Linked DNA regions of Homo sapiens: region 1 is linked to region 2. A link is a contact called in ENCODE Hi-C data. All regions are on one chromosome and are shown on one strand. Each heading gives the region's core, a stretch centred on a gene start or an enhancer-like site at or near the end of the contact. The rest is flanking DNA. Distances are from core to core; before and after follow the strand shown. Region 1 holds the start of ZNF469 (zinc finger protein 469). Region 2 overlaps BANP (BTG3 associated nuclear protein).

Evidence for each region. A loop is a pair of places that touch in the nucleus more often than their neighbours do. Pooled maps may share reads with other maps.
Region 1: a loop to region 2 is called in a map of prostate gland, with 5 times the contacts of the local background. The contact joins the promoter of ZNF469 here to the enhancer-like site in region 2. A Hi-C loop is called at or near these places in 2 of 168 maps with a recorded cell type or tissue (ovary and prostate gland) and 7 of 50 pooled maps.

What each region holds. Positions count from the first base shown.
Region 1 is chr16:88,381,560-88,387,211 of GRCh38, reverse strand. ZNF469 (zinc finger protein 469) reads right to left here and starts at 4,253. Exons shown (of 3, transcript NM_001367624.2): 1 at 3,958-4,253. RefSeq lists an enhancer at 4,894-5,437.
Region 2 is chr16:87,979,872-87,985,841 of GRCh38, reverse strand. It overlaps BANP (BTG3 associated nuclear protein), which reads right to left. Exons shown (of 14, transcript NM_001386991.1): 3 at 4,715-4,806; 4 at 1,583-1,782. Among named protein-coding and RNA genes, the nearest start is that of BANP, 31 kb to the right of the region's middle. RefSeq lists an enhancer at 2,131-2,723. Within about 2 kb of position 3,146, at least 3 of the 41 ENCODE cell types and tissues checked have a DNase peak (open chromatin) inside an H3K27ac peak, as active enhancers do.

The DNA.
Region 1 (5,652 bases), core at 3,004-5,503, 400 kb before region 2:
CAGGATGGGGTTGCAATGGAAGGTCCTCAGGGGTGCGGACGGCGTCCGCACCTGACCCAGGGCTGCCGCGGGTCTCTGGGTGTCTAGCACAAGGCGCTCCCCTGGGTGGACACAGTCTTGGAGGTTGGGGAGGCCCGACAAGCAGAGTATAGACTGGGTGCCGACGTGCAGTGAACAACCTGCCCAACTGTACTGGCCCATCTTTCCTTCTACCCAGGGAAATGGAAGTCCTTAGCTCTGAAGTATACGATTGCAGCCAGTCCCTGAGGACAGCATCTGCCACCCCCACCATGACCACTGGCAAATGATGAGCACGGGGAGGGAGTGGCCAAAGAAACAGGCCCTGAGCCACCTCAAGGCTACTTCACAGAGCCCCATCCTCACGGAACCACCCACTGCCTTCCACCACGCTCTGTCCAGCCCCCAGCATGTAGCAGGTCAGCTCCATCAGAGAACGAGGCTGGCTCATGGGGTTCAGTTGAGAGGCCTGGGACCTTAAAGCCACTTGGAGACAGGCTTGACCTGGAAGCGGCTGGTCTCTCGAGGTAGGTGGATGGAGCTGTGTCTGGAAAGGAATCACTAGAGGGCCCTGGATGTGACGGGACCCTCCGAGTCACCGGCCAGCGCCTGCTGAGCCCGGGGAGAAGGGATCCGGCCTGAATAGGGCCCCTTCGTCAAGGGGGATGGCCTTGCAGGGTAGATGGGACACCAGTGATGGGAGGTGGGATGCAGGATGCGTGAGGGCAGCAGGGAGAGGAGGGGTGTTCCCACGAGGGTGGGGGTGATGTCTAGGGGAGAAGGGCAGGCAGTCGCCGGTGGAGATGGGGCGGGACGGTGGGGTCCCGGGCAGGAGGCGGGAAGAGAGAACACACATCCTGAGATGAACCCATGAGGACCCTTATCAGGGAGTCAGAACAGGGCTGGACTGTGGCCTGGAATGCAGGACCCGAGCATGGCCACCGCCCACAGTGAGCAGGAGGACGGGCTGGTCACACTCTCCCAGGTCTCCTCCCCACCCTGCAGGTCTAGAATGAACCAAAGCAAGGGTGGGCTGGCTGGCCAGGAGGGAAAATGGGGAAGGCGCTGGGAAGATGGGGAGGGCGCTGGGAAGAAGATGGGGAAGGCAGAGTCCACGGGACCGGGCCGCTTGTGCCTCACCGGCATCCCTGCTCCCTATGGCGGCCTCCATCTGGGCTTTTAGCTGGCACCTTGCACCACTCAGGTCTTTCTTGTCCTCAGAACCCTCTCCACAGGTCCCACGGAGTCTCCTGAAACCCATGGGCTGCAACCACAGCAGCTGGTACCTACCAAGTACTTGCAGTGTGCCAGGCCTGTGCCAGGGTGCTCCACACACCAGCCCGTCCCACTGACCCCTGTGAGGGCTCCCCATTTTTCTGATGAGAAATAAAGTCCCAGAGGGGTTTGGTCACTCACCCAAGGCCACACAGCCCCTAGCAGCTGTTCCCAGAGCCTGGACTCTTAACTACTACACAGGCATTCCCCACATCATCAGCCCTATGTTTGGACAAGGAGGCAGGCAGGGTAACAGAATTTTTTTTTTTTTTTTTTGAGACAGAGTCTCACTCTATCACGCAGGCTGGAATGCGGTGGCACGATCATCATTAACTGCAGCCTTGAACTCCTGGGTTTAAGCAATCCTTTCTCCTCAGCCTCCCTAGTAGCTGAGAGTACAGGTGCACACTACCATGCCTGGCTAACTTACTTCAATTTTTTTTTTAGTAGAGATGGGGTCTCACTATGTTGCCCAGGCTGGCCTCAAACTCCTGGGCTCAAGTGATCCACCTGTCTCAGCCTCCCAAATTGCAGGGATTACACAGCCACCATCCCCGGCTGGTAACTGAATTATTAGTAGGAGTCAGAACCGGAAGGGAGGGTAGGGGGCTTGTCTTGAAACCATCTGGGCTCCAGATGAGTCCACCATGGCCTGATATCTAGGGCACTATCGGTGGTGACAAGACTCCAGGAGAAAGGAGGGGAGGGCATCTCTGCTTCCAGGCCACCCTGGTGTTCAGGTTTACTTCCGTTCAGCAAACACGAGGAAAGGGCAGAAACCCACTGAATTTCTCCCAGGGGAAGGTGGCAGGATGGGGCCTGACCAGGAATGTCAAGTCAGAAATGACCTGAAGAGATTAGGCATACAGGGGGAGACCATCCCTATTAAAATTATCCAAAGGCAGCCATGTGTAACAGCTGAGCAGATGTGCTGCCTGCTGCCTCAGGATGATGGACCAGTGCATTCCAGCTGGTAGGACTGCAGGAATGGCTGGAACAGGCTGCTGTGATGGGGAGTGAGTTCCCGGTCACTGGAGGTATCCAAGCAGAGTCAGTAACCTGGAGGCAGGGTCTGGTGGAGACTGAAGCGCTGATGAGGGGGTTGAAGTTCATGACCCCAAAATTTCCCTTGACCCTGAAATCCTGGGACTTCCTGGTTTGCACACTGCCCAGAGCTGCCAGCCTCGGGGCATTACAGCCACACACCCTTCACCTGTGCCTCCCAAGCTGAGACTCTGCGGGGCCCCTGGGTTCCCTTTGAGAAGGCCCTGGCCTTCCTTTTTGCCTCAGATATCCTCTTCCTCTTTTCTATTTGCAGGGCAGAATGATCACCTCCCGGTGAGCTCTGTCCTGTGGTCTGGGACCTGCCAGGCGCATGGCATGGAAGACACGTCTCCCAGGCCACCTCCTCCGAGGGTGCCTGGCTGCCCTTCCTAAAACTGCAGCTCCGCCCCAGCTTCCGAGCTCCCTGCTCAGCCCTCACGCCCGACGCTGTCCAGGCATTTACCTGTTTATTTTGTTTATTTTCAGGAATGCAGGGCTGTGGGCTGTGCTGGGGGCACCTAGGACAGGCTGGGCACTGAGAGGGCCTCAAGACACCTTTGTCCACCCGACCGGCAGAAGGGAACTAGACTTGCTCTTGGCAGAATGGGCAGGGGCTGTCCACGACACTACCGCGTGCTGTGCTCACTTCCCAGCATCAGCCCACTCTGACCATCAGTTTCTGCATCTAAGACTTGGGTTAACACGGATCTCAGGACGTAAGGATTAAACGTGATAACACGTGGCACACTCCCTATGCCCAGCATGGCTCACGGCTGGGGATGAAGCAGTTAACCGCCTCCGCTGCAGGAGCGGACTTGGCAGCTGAGCTGCCCCCCCGCCCCCGCCGGGGACCTGTCCCTCTGCCCTCGGCCCAGGGTGCAGGGACAAGGACTGGGTGGCCGCGGGAGTCCCCCGAGCCCCATTGGCCTTCCCTTCCGGCCGCCGCCACGCGGGGCGCCGCGTCCCCACGGGTCTAGACGTCCAGCCAACTTCCCGGCTCTGCAAAAGCCTCTGGGGGTGCGCGGGGCTGGGCGGGGGTGCGGCGTGGTCTCCCCCAGGGTGGGCTCCAAAGCTCCCACCCCCGTCCGGGGCGCTGACACCGCCGACTCGCAAGCCTATGCCGCGCTCGGAGCGCCGCGGGGCCAGCACGCCCGGGCGGGCGGCCCGGAGGAGGCGGCGGCACGGCTGGGGCACCCCCGGCTCCGATCCGCGATGAATGGGGCGGCCCGGGCCCCGCTCCCCGCAGCCCCGCCCGGAGGTCCCGCTCCCCGAGCCCCTCGCTCCGCGGCCCTCGCCAGTACGTTGCCCGGGCGCTTCCCAAACTGCCCACGGAGCCGGACCCCGCGCTGCCAACGCTCCGCTCCGGGCAAGGCTGCGGCCCCCGCCGGGCCCCGGCGCTCGCTGCCCCGCACGTCCGGGCCCGGGAGGAGGAGGTCGGGGGAGCCGGGCCGGGCGCCGCGAGCGCTGGGAGGGTCCGGCCCCGCCGGGGAGCGGCCCCCGAGGGCGCAGGAGCGGGAGCCGGGCCGGAGACCCCCGCGCAGCCCGGTGACACCCCCGCCCCGCGTTCCAGCCCGGGGTCCCCAGGCACCGCGCGCGCCCAGGCGGCGCATCCGCACTCACCTCCGCTCCGAGGCCCGCTCCGCCCGCCACGCCGGCCGCCGCCAACGAGCTCCCGGCCCGCGCCGCCCCAGCGCTCTGCAGCGGAGGCGCCGTCCTCATCCCGACCGCAGGCCCGCCCGGGCCGCCCGCCCGCCGGGCACCGAGCCGCTCTGCCGCGCGCTGCGCCTCGGGGCGGGGTGGGAGGAGAGGGAGCAGCCGCCACCCTGCCCAGGTCGCCGCGGGCCAGCCCTGCAGCCAGCTCCAGCCCTGGGCCGGGTGCTGGGAAGGCCGGACGCCGGCCGGCGGCCGCGGGGTCTGCCCCCCGGAGGCTGGGGCGGCTTAGGTTACAGACTCCGCCGCCCCCGCACCCTCCCCCCAGCTATTTTTAGCGCCGCTTTTCCTAGGTGTTTGTTTCATGGGACCCACCCCGGCGATGGGGGGCCCTGAGGCATTGCTCCCTGAACCCCCTCTTCACACTCCCCAGCCAGCCCACCCCAGAATGGCAGGCCTTGCTGCTGAGACGGAAACGCTGCATTCAGCACAACTTAAAAAACGTCTGCCATAATGCTACCCATGTGGCTTCCAGTGGCTGCTCTATCTCCATCCCTGGCCTGCGCTCCAGCTCCCCAGGTGCCCACACATGACACGCTTGTCCCTGTGCTTCTGTCTAGGAGGTGGGGGATGTCCCGACTGGCACCTGGCACCTGCCTGGGCAAGTTCGGTTTGAGTGGCTCAAGTTGGCCCTCGAAGGCACCATAAGGAGGTCCCCATGGCACGCTTTCTCATAGGTGGGAGCTAACATTGCCCCCAGACCTTCGTGTCTCCACTCTGGGTCCCTTGTCCAGCCCTGGGACTGCCCCAGACTGGCCCGTGAGTTCGGCAGCATTGCTGGTGGGGCGCTAGGAGCCATCCAGGCCCCTAGAGAGGGAGAGGCCCTTACCGGTCATTTGTCCAACATCTCCATTCACAGCCAAGGAAACCAAGGCCTGAAGAAGACAAGGAACCTGCCCAAGGCCACACGGCGGAGATGGCTCCAGGCAGAGCCCCCTGGCCCAGTACGTGCCCGTCCCCGGCTGTCCCAGACAGGGGCGTGTGGGCCTCCTCCAAGGGCAGGGGTGCAGCGTTACGGGCAGCATCTGGGGACGGATCGCCCTCCCCCACTTCAGAGGATCCCAAGTCATGAACTTGGTGGACTTCTAAGAAATAGGGTGGCAGTGGGGGGACTTCGCAGAAAGGAATGCTTTCAGAATTAGTCCTTCAGACAAAGGTCCCCCGGGAGCAGGTCAAGCACGCTTTACTTACGCAAGTTCAAGTTGCACACCCTTTTAAGGACACCTTTATTATGTAAAGCAAGGTGTGGCCTAACCACGGGCCTTCTGGTGGAGCCAATGAGTGGGCCTGCCCCTCCCCCAATCTGGTCTGCCTCCTGAAGCTGTTTTGGGACTCTGCGAACGGTATAGAATAAACTAAAAGGAACTGCACATGGCAGTGGGGTTTCTGTGCTGGCATCGCAGCACATGGCATTCCTGCCAGTGGACGCGAAAACGTGAATTGAAAAAGGGGCAGGGGCTGAAAGGCCCCAGAGGCTCGAGGCTTGGCTCACATTTCCATGGCATCATCTGGGGCCTCCAGGTCCTGGGATCTCCCTTTCCATGGAAAATGGGGAAGAACTAAGAAACCCTCTCGAGTTAATCAGGATTTCAATCAAGCGGGTTT
Region 2 (5,970 bases), core at 1,897-4,396:
ATGTGAAAGTTCATTAGGAACTGCTCACCATTCTGTAATATTCTATCACCAGCTGGGGGCTGAACTCCCAGTGTCACACCTGGGTCCGTCTGCAGGGACTGCCCCCCGGTCACCAGGACGCAACATACCAGGTGGGACGTCCGGCTTTTTCACAGCCAACCATCATCATGTTGAAATGTGTTGTCTTATTACACAATACTATCACATTCATTCTCTATAGCTAGGACAGTCTAATAACTATAAGTTATAAATTACATTTTCTTTTTTTTTGAAACATAAATTATATTTTCTAAGAACTGCATTTTAGGGTAAGAGGACATTACCCCAAAAAACTATCCTAAAAAAAAAGGCATTGGGTCTAACAGCTTTGCACACCTGACCTGGGAGCCCAACAGCGTCCCTGCACAGAGGACACGGTAAACAAACTCCTGCTGGGGGGAGACACGTGAGTGACAGCATTTGTGCAGGGTGAAGGCCCCATCTCAGAGTAACACGTGAACGATCCCCAGCTCCCGCCTGCGAACTGAGATGCCAACTCCACCACCAGCAGCGGAGCTCGGAAGACGGCCGGGTAGCGTTTCCAAAAGCCCCGGCATGCCCGAGAGTTCAAAGAGGCACCACTGCTTCGGCCAGCACAGCAGCCGTCATGTGGAGCTGCCCCCAGACTTCCCACACCCCCTGGCGAGGCCCACAAAGCACCTAACCCAGCGCCAGCCACCAGCACACACGGGCAGCGAGGTCACAACAGTCCCTCCAGGCTTGTTGCGGCTCCCATTCCTCGGCGTCCACATGTCCTCCCCGGCGCCCCCGCTGCCGTCCCACCATTCTCTCTCCTCCCAGACACACCGGGCAGAAGGCTACAGCCAGGCCAGGGAACCTGAAGTGAGTAGCGCTCAGTCAAAAGGCCCCTCGTCAAGCACAAAGCCGTGCCGTGTCCACTGCCTCAAGCAGGACTTCTTTCTGGCCAGGCGTGGGGAAGGCTAGCGACACCAGAGCCTGCGCTTCAGCACGAGCTGTCGGCTGGAATATCTGACAGGAAGCCTCGGATGAGTGGACACCAAGCAGGTCCGAGACTTTCTAAGACATCATAAAGGTTCTACTCAAACAGTTTGCAAACTACCACACAGCTTTCTAAGATTAGACTCATTAGACTCTACTTTTTAAAAATAAGCAAAATAAAAACTGCAGACTTGAATGAAAAGTTTGATATATTCATGTGAAATGTATAAACACCACATACGAAGAAAAACATATGTAAAGACTAGCCAGGTAGAGTAGGAAAAAGGAAAGAAGCACATGTACATTTTCTAAGATCTGGTGGGTTAGTTCCAAAGAAAAGGTGCATGGGTCGGCTTTATGTGGAAAGGAAACGTGAGGATGACTTCAGGTCATCCTGGCAGGATGCCATGTGTTCGGTTTCGGTCTAACTAAAAGTCAGCTTTAGTTAGAAACTGCTGAGACTGCTGAGGCAGACACCGCGCATCTCCAGCAAACTGAGCCACTAAGCTGCGGGCCTGGGCGAGGAGGTGACGCGCTTCTCCCCAAGTGACCTGAAGGCCCCGGCACCCTGGTCTGTTCTTACCATCGCACTTTGTTGCACGTCTGGGTTGCCCCGAGAGGGGAGCCGGCCACCATGGGGACCTGGATGGGGCTGTGCTGCTTGTTCGTGACCAGATCCAGCTTTTCTTCTAAGGATTTACAAGTAGCCTCCAGGGCTTGCAATTTGGCTTCAATGCTATCCAACCGCAAGCAGATTGTCTGGTTGATGGAATACAGGAATGACTGGAAGTGAAAAAAGACCGGCTTTAGGAAGGGTCTCCTGAACTGTAAGAAGACAACCCCAAGAAACACCAAACAGCTATTTCCTGATCTCAACTCTATCTATTCAGACAGAACAATCCCCACACTGGAAATAGCCCGTGAGCTATGAGCCAGAAACATGTGAGTAACACGTCCACATTTTACACACGAGTCACACGTCCTGTTTCAAATGTGATGATTTAGTCATGGTTTCACTTCTACGTGCAGTTGCAATTCTTGGTTAAGCCCATTTAATTTTAAAAATGTACTTTAATATGTTATTATTAATCAGTAAATTTACACATAAAACTAGTCAAATCTTCTCAACAATAAAAACAGATTACACCTAACATCGACACAGCATAAAAGCCACAGGCCACGCACATTCGCCTCACAGCCCGCTGCCTAATGGGAAAAGGTGACGGGACCCCCTGTGGCCCTGACTTGGGATTTGGTCCTGAGGCTCCCGTGGGGCTCTTGAGCGGCAAGCTTGCCACCTAGTGGTTGGCAAAGCCGGGCTCCACGTCTGACCTTTCCGGCTGAGTCTCCTCCGGATTCCTAACTCCAAGTAACCAGTGAGCAGTCACGTGCCGGACCCCAAACCCAAGAAACAGAGAAACACACAAACCAGAAAGGGAAGAATTTCATTTCCCCAGCTGCCGTCCCAGCCAGGAGCCACCATGAGCACACGTGGAAACGTGTTAATCACACAGGAATTGCACTGTGCAAAAGAGACACCCTCCACCAGGTCTCACCAGCAGACAGAAGGACACTCCTTCAGGTCTAGGGAGGGACAGGTTGGGGGAGCGCCCACCAGCCCTGCTTAGTACTCAGGAAGGCTGGCACCTGCCTTAAGAATCAACAGCTGAAAACAGCACAGAATTCGTGTTTCGTCTTTTCTCTCTCCTTTCCTGCCCATGACCTAAAGAGCGTGGGGTCCAAAGTGTGCACATCAGAAGGAAGGGGGAGGTAGGCTCGAGACAGCAGGGGTGGCACTGAGGCAGCCACTGAGAGCGGGCCGTGGAGCTCGCAGCACAGGGGAGCGGGAGGCCGGCCCACATTGACAGGGGAGCGGGAGGCCGGCCCACATTGGAGCCGGAACGGCTTTCCCAATAACTGCAGCTGACCTACAACACTGCTTATGCCCACTCTCCTTTCTGATCTCAAGGGAATCTGCAGAATATCAAAACTGCAGTGATATCATACATCATGTAGCTGGCATGGAAACCTGGCGTACACAGTGGCAGGGACAGCCCTGCAGGAGGGAAAATCCACATATTGCCCAACAACTCGCCTTTTCTCAGGTCACCACCTCTCCTGGCAAGATTCACCACTGGGCGCTGATATAGACAGGAGCTAAAGAAACCAACTGAAACTCACCCTCCCTGACTGACTACTCTCTGTTGAAGGCGCGTGTGAGAGAGGGAAGGAGCCACGGCGTCAGGTGGACTCAAGCCCACGTGATGACACTCAATCAGCTTACCTACAAAGGAGGCACGGTCCCTGGCATGACAAACATGCATCGTCGTGAAAAGCAACAATAGGTGGCTGAATCCCTGAATGGCCACTGATAACGCCGCTATTTTCAACAACCGGAGAACATCAAATGTTTGGCTCTCAAATTCTTTACACAGTACACCCATGTTATTTTAATTCTGAATTACAAATGATTCTGCCTGGGGTTTTGGGAAAAATCACTCTTATATACCAATAAAACAACCTAGAGCCACGCACACGACTCTACGCAAGTCACATTCAACCGGGGGCCCACCCTCTTCTCAACAGTGGGACAAGGAGGAAGGCAGGGCCACTCCCGTGCCCACTTTATACATTTCTGTTCTATGTGCAACAGATGTGTGTTCTGTGATAAAATCAGAGCTGCGTTTTATTTAGGGAATGATAACGCAGTGTTTACTAACAGAGCCACATCCTATCCATTGGTTGGAAACAGGCATTTTACAGTCAATTTATTTGTAAGTTTTTCGTACACATTTACACTGCTTCTCCTTGTTAACAAAACAAATTAAATATTACCAAATAGACACCCTGTGTAAGTAGAAGAATTATATGAAAAGTGACTTTGGTTTTGTGTTGCTCTCATAACCTTCTCACATGTGCCGATATTTACCTCGGTGACTCTGCAAACACTGGAACCAACCAAGCAAATTCAAAGATCCAAAAATAATTCACTGAATGAGCAGTTCCCAAGAACCCCATCTAGTAAACTTTAGAATCTAAGTGACTTAAATGGCAGACACAGAAGTCATTCATCACTGGTAGAAACTTCACTTTCCTTCCATCCAAAATGGGCCTGCAGGTGTGTGGGAAGATGCCTCCTTCAGCAGCATCTCAAGGTAAACAATTCTTACTCTTTGTGCTCTTCAAGAGAAAAAATGGCTCACACTCTTCTGTAGCGGGCTGCCTGGTGATATAGCCACATCCTAAAGTGATATACCCACATCCTAACCGCCAGAACCTACCCATGTGGTCTCTTTGGAAACTGTGCAGATGTAATTTAGAAACTCTTTGGGTCTGTGTAGATGTAATTTAGTCAATGAGATCAACCTGGATTAGGGTGGGCCTTAAATCCAATGACAAGTCCTTACTAGAGGAGAGAAGGGGAAACAGTCACAGACACACAGAGGCGGCCGCAACATGAAGAGGAAGGCAGAGCTGGAAGGAGCCCCACAAGCTGAGGCAGGGCCGGAGCCACTAGAAGCTGGAAGAGGCAGGAAGGATCCACCTTCTAGAACCTTTGGAGGGAGCGAGACCCTGCCTGCATCTTGATTTTGGATCTCTGGCCTCCACAGCTGAGAGGCTACATTTTGAAGCCATCCCATTGATGGTGATTTGTTATAGCAGCCCTTGAAATCTGCAACGCACTACACACCACAGAACAGAGTCAGATTTTTACCTTTATAGATGGATCCTGGCAATTGATTTCTAGTCGCTGGCGTTTCAAAGCAGGTTCGTCTTCATCTGTCACTACATGATTCTCCAAAACAACTGAAATCAGTGACAGAGAAAAAAAATGTTTAACATGAAAAGTTTTACAGAATTATTTTAACATTAAGATAGTAAACAGTGCTGACACCTTAAGGTTGAAGGAGAAACAGCAGAACCTATCTCATATTTCACCTTTTTAAACTTATTCTCAGTCAGGCAGAAAAACAGGATAACTCCTTAATCCCAAGAAAAGCCCAGACACTGGGCAATTAATGTGCCACTGAGTCAGTCCTAACTCCAAACCTGCAAGCTTCTGACTTCTGACTCCATGCTCTGCGGGGCTGCCCTGTTTGGTTTGAGAAAACCCACGATAAAACCCAATCAATAATAATGATTTCTTCCCAACTTTAAAATAAAGTTTTATCTGTTGGTCACCTCATTCCAAAATCAAAGCCACCCTATCTGCAGGTCCAGAACTAAAAGGGGAAAAAATACACTGAATATCACATTGCCATAGGTGCTGATAATCAAAACAGTGTCAATCTTAACACACTAAGTGACAGAACCCCGACCCTCCCAGGCACAGCTGAGACCAGCTGCCCCCATCACACAGCAAGCGTCAGGTGATCGTCACGGCTTCCCGCAGGATAAGCAACTCGGCCCCAGCTCAGGGCAGCCACAGTGTGGTCCCAACCTCCTTCCTTTTCTCTAAAACTGATTACAAAAACAACGTCAAAGATAACCTCAAAATCAAAGACCAAAATCGGCCACAATTGCCTCATCTCTGCAAATCACATTTCTATCTGTCTGTGACCCTTCTAGTCCTTTTCCTTAGACCTAGTCAATTTTTTAAAATTTACACATTTGCAGTTATAGATAGAAGTTCAAGGTCAACAGTTCTTGTTAAAGATTGTACATTGTGTCATGAGTGTTTTTTCTTCTCATTTCCTTGCCTGAAATGACAGTGTGAACTGTCTAGTGCACTCCTACCGTGCTCTACTCTACATGCTCACACATTGAGATAAACAAACGGCATACATGTGGGAGGTGCGAGACCATCTGCCTCATCAACAGGTTTGTCTGCAGCCTTCCTCTTCACTGAGCAACAAATATGGACTCTGGGTTAATATTAATCGTTTTGTTTGGTTTTTGTTTTTGTTTTTTAAGAGATGAGGTCTTGCTATGTCACCCAGGCTGGACTCAAATTCCTGTACTCAAGGGACC